Regions from separate parts of the Homo sapiens genome. Here region 2 is linked to region 1. A link is an interaction called in ENCODE POLR2A ChIA-PET data of the cell type or tissue named here. Cell type or tissue: OCI-LY7. All regions are shown on one strand.

Region 1 (4,000 bases):
ATGAGAGGCTGGGGTCCTGTCCCCAGAAGGGCAGGGCTGGGAAGGCGCCCTGGCAGAGTCTCCCAGGAGCTTCTTCTGTCTCTAGAATGGATCTTACCTCGGTCCTGGGCCTGGCACAGCCCCACCTCCGTGATCTCCCGACACCAGGCCTGCAGCTCAGGGTCCCCCTTCACTATGTCATCCCTTTGGTAGAAGAGGTGGACGATCCCCTCCACATACCTGCCCAGGGGGAAAAGGCACTTGAGGGCAGAAAGCCCCCGCCTCTGACCTCTATTCCTCTTTCTGTGGCATCTGCCCAATGCTTCCACAGTATCTGGGAAGACACCTCGCCTTTGGGACATCCTCAGCCCTCTAAACACACTAGCATCTCATGGAAGATGTGGGTCCTTAGTTCTAGGAATTCGCATGGTTGCTGTCATACATCGTCAGAAAATCCTGATTTTTCCAGACACCTCCCCCAGTCTCCCCCCACAGCTCCCCTCACCTCCTCTCTCTGCCTCATCCCAGTCTCCTCATTTTCAGAGCCACCCACTGTGTCCTCACTTTTCCTCATCTCTCCCCAGGATTGAGTTCTCTGCTTCTCCTTTCTGGACCTTCTTGCTTTTGCCCCATGCTGGCCTCAGGCCAGAGCCCCCCCCCCCCCCGGCCCCACCATTTCTCAGCTCCTCCTTACTCACCTGGCAATGATCTCCCAGAGCCGTAAAGCATCATGGGCATAGAGAGCACCTGGGAGTCCCAGCAGGCCCCGGTCAGCCAGGTCGTCAGGAGGACAGAGGGAGCAGTAGGTCAGCTGAGCTGCCGCCCGACGGAGCAACTGTACATGGCCCCCTCCACCTGTGCTCACTGCCTGGGACAGGAGATCACAGGTCTTAGAGGGGGAAACAGGGCTGGAGAACCAACACATCTTCCATAAAGTGGGGCAAATGTGGGATTTTCAGATATTAAGACATGGGTATACAGCACTTTGGGAGGCTGAGGTGGGTGGATCATGAGGTCAGGAGTTCGAGACCAGTCTGGCCAACACAGTGAAACCCCATCTCTACTAAAAATATAAAAATTAGCTGGGCATGGTGGCGGGCGCCTGTAATCCCAGCTACTCGGGAGGCTGAGGCAGGAGAATCGCTTGAACCCAGGAGGCGGAGATGGCAGTGAGCCGAGATGGCGCCACTGCACTCCAACCTGGGCGACAGAGCTAGACTCTGTCTCAAAAAAAAAAAAAAAAAAAAAAAAGACATGGGTATAAAAGGGACAGGTTCATAGGTTAAGAGTGAGGACATTCACACATAGTTGATCTTGGATCCTGAAAGTGGCAGATCATGGAGAGATGGATGAGGCAGTCCCATGCCCCGTACCCTCCTCACCTTATCAAAAATTCCTCCATCTGAGATGAGTTGGGTCCGGGCCCGGGTGTTGATTTCCATGGTGTAGCGGATATGGGGGATCAGGAACTGGAGAGGAGGAGATTGGAGGGCGTGACTGGTGGAGGCCATGCTTGGGTCCTTCCTGGTAGGGCCTGGCACCCAGCATGGCGCCTTCTCCTCTTGATGCTTTCCTTTACAGGCTGATCTCCTGCTGTTCTGATCACTCACTCTTGTGCTCTCCAACTTCCCTGTGAGTTGGGCCCTGGAGCCAGACTGACCAGGATTTTAACCTACACTTTACTCCTCATTTGAGACTTGGCCAAGTTAATAACCTTTTAATCTGCAATCTCTTCATTTGTCAACAGGGGGCAGCAATAGACTCTCTTATCTCAGGGGCTGTGGTGATGCTCACCTAAGTGATGTTGGAGAGTGTCTATTACACATAAGAGTCCTGGAATAGTAGCTGTCTGCTTCATTGTTTCTACCTTGAGTATAGGTGCCTTATGAATCAGCCCTTTCTGATTTTCTTTGCTACCTCCTCTGTCATTCACATCCTCTTAAACTAGCCTCTCTGCTTATGATCAAAGCTGCATCTCCATCTTTTAGTTGTTTCACAGTTGGGGGTTTCTTTAGGGGATGGATGGGGAGAATACTTTCTGTCAGAACTAGAAGAGCTATATTCAGCTACCTGTTTAAGCAAATCTTTCTCCACCCCTACTTAAGCACTGTTGGGCCCCTCTTCTCCTGCTTTTCCTTAGCTATTGAAAAAAGGCCATGGTCTTTTTTTAATATTAAAATATTTTCCTTAGCTATTAAAATTTAATATTAAATTTAAATTAATTTAATATTAAATATTTAATTTTAAATTAAAATTTTAATTTAATATTAAAATAAAAATATTAAAATTTAATTTAATATTGAAGCAATTAAAATTAAAATTAAATTAATTAATATTAAATTAAATTAAATTAAATTAATATTAAAATTAAAAATATTAAAATTTAATTTAATATTAAATTAATATTAAAATTAAAAATATTAAAATTTAATTTAATATTAAATTAATTAAATTAAGTTAAATTAATATTAAATTAAATTAAGTTAAATTAATATTAAATTAAATTAATTTAATATTAAAATTAAAAATTTAAATGTTTATTTAAAATTAAATTTAAATTTTAAATTTAAATTTATTTAAATTTTAATTATTTATTTAAAATTAAAATTAAAATTTTAATTTAATATTAAATTAAAATTTTAATTTTAATAAATTAAAATTTATTAAATTAAAAATATTAAAATATTTTCCTTAGCTATTAAAAAAGGCATGGTCCTTACATGCGTTTCTTTTTATCTTAGACTGTTTGTCTTCCTTTCCACATAGTTAACATGCAGGTTTCAAGCAGTTTTGGTGCTTGTCTGAATTGTTGATGCTGGACACTGGCAATGACCCCAATGACACCTTTGGTGTTAAGATACCAAAGCAGCTCACATTAACCTGAAGCTTTTCAGAAGATTCATGAAAGATGCCAAATGTCACGGAAAGGCCAAAGTCCACATGAGGAGAAAGGATGCCTAAGGATAAACAGTCCTTAATAATAATAATTGCAAGAACTAGCTGGGTGTGGCGGCATGTGCCTGCAATCCAGGTTACTTGGGAGACTGAGGCAGGAGGATCGCTTGAGCCCAGGAATTTGAGACTAGCTTGGGCCACATAGTGAAACCCTGTCTCTACAAAAAATAAAAAAAATTAGCCAGGCATGGTGGTGCACACCTGTAGTCCCAGCTACTCTGAAGGCTGAGGTTAGAGGATCGCTTCAGCCCAGGAGTTTGAAGCTGCAGTGAGTTATGATTACGCCACTGGACTCCAGCCTGGGTGACAGAGTGAGAACTTGTCTCTGAAAAAAAAAAATTTGCAAGAACTAATGTTTTTTGTAGCATTTAGCTTGTGTCACACCATTAAGTCATTTTAACCTTTAATAACCTCACGATGGAACATGTGAGGACATCTGGAAATTATTGAGGCCGGGGTTCAGGACTAAGACCCCAGCAATCCAAAGTCAGAGCCTGCATAGGCCACTGTTAAGACATGTGCAGGCTTGACCCTTGTGTGCATCTGCCAGCAACTCAGCTGTCCGCTGGGGCATGGCATTACTGTGGTGAGTGGAGACACGGAGAGGACTGAACTAGGAAACGGAATTGTAAGTGTGAATAGAGGCTTCACTTGTTCGTGTGGAGCAGAGGATGGGGAAGCAGGAGACAGCATGAGATGAATGAAATCCAAGATTCCATTCATCAGACTGGTCTCCATCTTGTCTATGTTACCGAAGGGGAAAATTCCAGAGGCGGCACAGCTATACTGGCCAGGCTTGGGGGGTCTTGGTGGAGGCCCCCAGCTGAAACACAATTTGGTTGTTTTTACCCAGGACATACTTGCATATCTTGCCAATACATCAAACTCCATGTACCTAAAACCAAACACCTCATTTTTGCTGACTCTGGTTTCTTCTAACTTTACTGTTTCTGACAATTACTCTGGTTTGTAAGCTTGTATCATTTTTGTGCTCCCTCTGCCAAGTTCCCTGTATATAAAGTATCATCAAGATTTTAAGAACATTTTCTTAAGCAAGCACAGGTCT
Region 2 (4,000 bases), 550 kb after region 1:
TGGAGAGGGACCGCTAACCCAGACTCCAGGGCAAGGTTGGGTTTCCGGAATTTGAAGGAATGGTCCAGGAAGGGCCTGAGATTGAGAAGAATATTTGTGACAGAGGCAGCAGCAAAAGCCAAGGTCAGGAGGTGACACAGAACATGTATATTCTGGGAACTGCCAGTGACTCAGCTTGGCTGCATGGGACGTGAGCTGGGAGGTGGGGGGGCGGGGCTAGAACGGTCAGTGCGGCCAAGATGGCCTGTGTGGGGACTCTGAGAGGGTGTGGGATGAGCAGGTGTGTGATTCAGGAAGCTCCCTCAGGCTGCAGGTGGCAGGTGGTTCAGAGGAAGGAAAGAAAAGCCGAGAGGACATTGAAGAGAAAGTGGAGGGTCTGAGAGGCATTTTTTGGTAGGGGATGGATTGGGTTTGGTAATGCCCAGATCAGATGTGCAGGATGAGAGAAAGGGAAGGTGGAGGACAGCTACTTGGTCTGTGGCTTGGGTGACCACGTAGGAGGTGCCACTATTGGAATCGCGCAGCAGGTGGAAGGGAAGGAGTTGACCTCCCTCTGGGGCATGTCAAGTGTGCAATGCCTGAGAGTGACCCGCGGGTAGAGGGTCAGGAGATGGTGGCGTCTCCCAGTTGGGAACTCAGAGGCCCTGCTTCTCAAACTCTGAAGTGCACAAGCATCACCTGGAGATCTTGTTGACATGCATATTCTGATTCCATAGGCCTAGGGGCGGGGAGAGGGCCGGAAGTTCTGCCTGACAAGGTGCCAGGTGGTGTTGATGCTGCCAGAGTCCATGGACCACATATTGAGTAGCAAGGCTCTGGACACAGCCAGAAGGACTGGCAAGGAGGGCAGTCGCAGGGCTCAGAAAAATGACAAGAGGCATGGTGAGGCTGCGTGACGGGAGGGACTTTGCAGGATTCTAGTGAGCCAAGTGACAAGGATGGGCGCTTCCCCACCCTCAAGAATCCAGAGGCCAAGCACCCTGGCTCATGCCTGTAATCCTGGTGCTTTGATACGCAGGATTGCTTGAGCCCAGGGTTCAAGGCCAGCCCTGGCAACATAGCAAGACGCTGTTTCTACAAAAAATTTAAAAAATGAGCTGGGCATGGTGGCATGTACCCGTGGTCCCAGTTACTCGGGAGGCTGAGGCTGGAGTATTGCTTGAGCTGGCGAAGTTGAGACTGCGGTGAGCTGAGACTGGGCTACTGCACTCCAGCCTGGGCGACACAGCGAGACCCTTTCTCAAATAAATAAATTAATTAATTAAAATAAAATAGGAAAGAAAATCCAGAGAACTCTGGTGTGACCCATGGGTACAGGTAGAGATGCATGGTTGTCCAAAGCAGGATGGGGACCCTGGAACAGTAAAGAGCTCCCGACTTCCCCAGGGTTCCTTGGAGAAGCTGGAGGTGCCTCCGTAGAGTGTTCCCGGGAAATGATGGGGACAGGATCAGGATAAGGGGCCTGCCCCACCCCTCCGCCTGATGCCTGTCCCTTCCCCTCCCCTCCTCTCCCTTCCCTTCTTCCGCTTCCCTTCTTCTCCCTCCCCTCCCCTCCCCTCCCCTCTTCCCCCTCCCCTCCCTTCTTCCCCCTGCGCTGCTGCCCTGCCCTGCCCTCCCCTGCCCTCCCCTGCCCTCCGCAGTTCCTGAGCGAGGGCTACGCCGCACACCTGGCCGCGCTGGAGGCCAGCCACCGCTCACGCCCAAAGAAGAACAACTCGCGCATGATCCTGCGCAAGGGCAGCTTCGGGCTGCACGCGCAGCCAGAGTTCCTGCGGAAGCGCAACCACCTGCGCAGAACCATGTCAGTGCAGCAGCCCGACCCGCCCGCCGCCAACCCCAAGCCCGAGCGGGCCCAGAGCCAGCCCGAGTCGGACAAAGACCACGAGCGGCCGCTGCCGGCGCTCAGCTGGGCGCGTGGGCCCCCCAAGTTCGAGTCGGTGCCCTGAGGGGTGGGCTGTGCTCAGAGCAGGGAGCGGGGGGCCCAATCAGGCTGCCTGCGGGGACGGGAGGGGGCTGCCCTCTCCCCGACACAGGCGTTTTCCTGCTTTTTCCCTCCCGTGTCTGTCCAGCAGTGTCCGACCAGAGCGGGGAGGGATCCTGCCCGAGCCCGGGGGGCTCCCTGAGCTGCGACGGGGTGAGGTCCGGGGATCTCGGTGCAGCCACTGCTGCCTCCCACGGGCCTGCGACCGCAAGCCCAAGTCAGGGTTCATGTTTGTGTCATCCTGGGGGCAGGCTTGCCCGGGGCTGAAGCGTTTGGGCAAAGTCGACCACCCTCCTGCGTCCCCAGGCTTCACAGCGAGCTAGGCAGGCCCTCAAGGGGGCAGCCCCAGCCTCGGCACCAAGCGCCGCTGGCAGGCACAGCCTCTGGGCTGTCTTGTGGAGGTGTGAGTGGCATTTGTGCCCGCCCTTCCTGTGGTTTGGGTCACCATTTTGGGGTTGGCGCTCTTATGGCAAGATGGCCACTTTCTGGGAGTGAGAGCACATCCCCGGGCTCATGTTACGCCGTCTCTGTCCACAGCCCTCGGGGGTGGGGTCTGGTGCTGACGGTCTGTCCTGCAGCTGTCCATTGTCCCCAACCCCCGTTGTCCTCAGTGTCCTCACCATTTCCCTGTGGCCCTGGAGGCCAGGGCTTCCTCTTCCCGGAGCCCTGCCTCATGCCCTCCCTTGGGAGGCTGCAGCCTTGGGCTCTGGCTCAGCTGGGCTGGCTGTGAGCCCCTGAGCTGGTTGCTTGCCCTCTCTGGGCTCCGTCTTCCTTCTGTTATTGGAGGGGTCCCCCTAGCTGAGATTGGTGTGAGTCTTTGACTCCCAAGATGTCCTGCAGTTTGGCCCATTGAGGCTCTTCAGGCCTAAGGGTCCCTCCGAGTGTCCTGTGACCCACACCTTTCACACAGCCTGGGAGAGGGGGTCTGGGTGGGCTGGAAAGGAGGGGCTCTTAAAGGAGCCTCTCTGGGTGGGCTGGGAAGGGATCCCTACTCCACGGAGAGGTGCAGCTGGTTTGCCTTGCACTGCGTGTCCCAGGGACAACCCACTCAAACTGGGTGTCCTAGGGACAACCCACCTCCCTCTCCTGCCAAAAGGTTACTGATTGGGCTCCCCATAACCCCAGCTCTGCCAGGACCCTTTTATCCTTTTTGGCTCCCAGAGGCATAGAGCTGAGATTCCAGGGTTCTAGGGGTTCCTGGAAGTTTGGCTCCAACTGTTGTATTCTCTTCCCTTTCCCCTGCTGCTCAGTTTGTGCCCATAACCTCCTCCTGGGTAGTCCCCTGAGGTTGGCAGGACTTGGCCCTTCTGGGGCCCCTAAAGCCTGCTCAGGCCCTCCTGCTGCTGAACCTTGGCCTGGGCACTGCTTTCCTGCATCCTGGAAAACCCCGACTCCCTGGCCCAGGCCCACACCTGCTGTGTGGGGCTGCCCACGTGGCCACTGAGCCCCCATAGGCTGCCATCAAGGCCGGTCCCAGCAATTTCAGCCAGGCTGCCCCAGGGCCCAGACGTCTGTATACACAGCAGGCACCTGTGTCAGCTCAGTGTCGCTTCTGCTCAATGTCTACCTCTCGCGGCTCCCATGCAGCCAGTGACGCTGCTGGTGGGGGCGGCTGGCACCGCCGTTGTGAATTGCCTGGCAAATTGGGTGCCCTCCTGGGGCTGGAGGGGTCTGGGCTCCTAACCCCCATCCCTGCTCTCCCCACTAGAAATGTGTCTTCAGTCTGCCAGCTCTTCTGCTCTACTTCCAGTGCTGCATCCTGCACTCAAGCCCAGGGCTGCTGGCGAGTCTATGGGGAGGAGTGCGGATCAGGCTCAGCCTCAGCCTCAGCCTCAGCCTCCTCTATGGTCCTGTCTCCTGGCGGTTCACAGGTGCCCATCCCCCCTTTAACATTTCACAGTTCTTGGCTTTCCAAAGGCACCAGCTCATATGGCATAGCCACCCCAACCCTAATCCTTCCCCCAAATATCCTGATTTAAACTTGGGCAGACTTAGTCTGATTCTTGAAAACTCTACCAT

The links. Peaks named below come from ENCODE experiments on the same cell type or tissue, not always from the same donor. Only the 100,000 strongest peaks of a DNase experiment are listed, where the experiment ranks them.
Region 2: POLR2A ChIA-PET joins it to region 1 with 8 read pairs; 3 of 35 experiments call an interaction of 5 or more read pairs at or near these places.

What each region holds. Positions count from the first base shown.
Region 1 is chr17:7,002,705-7,006,704 of GRCh38, reverse strand. It overlaps ALOX12 (arachidonate 12-lipoxygenase, 12S type), which reads right to left. Exons shown (of 14, transcript NM_000697.3): 9 at 1,362-1,448; 10 at 678-847; 11 at 98-219. The region is part of intron 2 of ALOX12-AS1 (ALOX12 antisense RNA 1); the gene reads left to right. Among named protein-coding and RNA genes, the nearest start is that of ALOX12-AS1, 7.6 kb to the left of the region's middle. In OCI-LY7, CTCF peaks have their summits at 1,534 and 1,733 (motif pointing right); a DNase peak (open chromatin) is centred at 1,754.
Region 2 is chr17:6,453,284-6,457,283 of GRCh38, reverse strand. PITPNM3 (PITPNM family member 3) reads left to right here. Exons shown (of 20, transcript NM_031220.4): 20 at 1,641-4,000. The coding sequence ends at 1,946. Among named protein-coding and RNA genes, the nearest start is that of PIMREG, 11 kb to the right of the region's middle. RefSeq lists silencers at 1,916-2,045, 2,066-2,195 and an enhancer at 2,765-3,483. In OCI-LY7, no CTCF peak of the experiment used is centred here; a DNase peak (open chromatin) is centred at 1,723.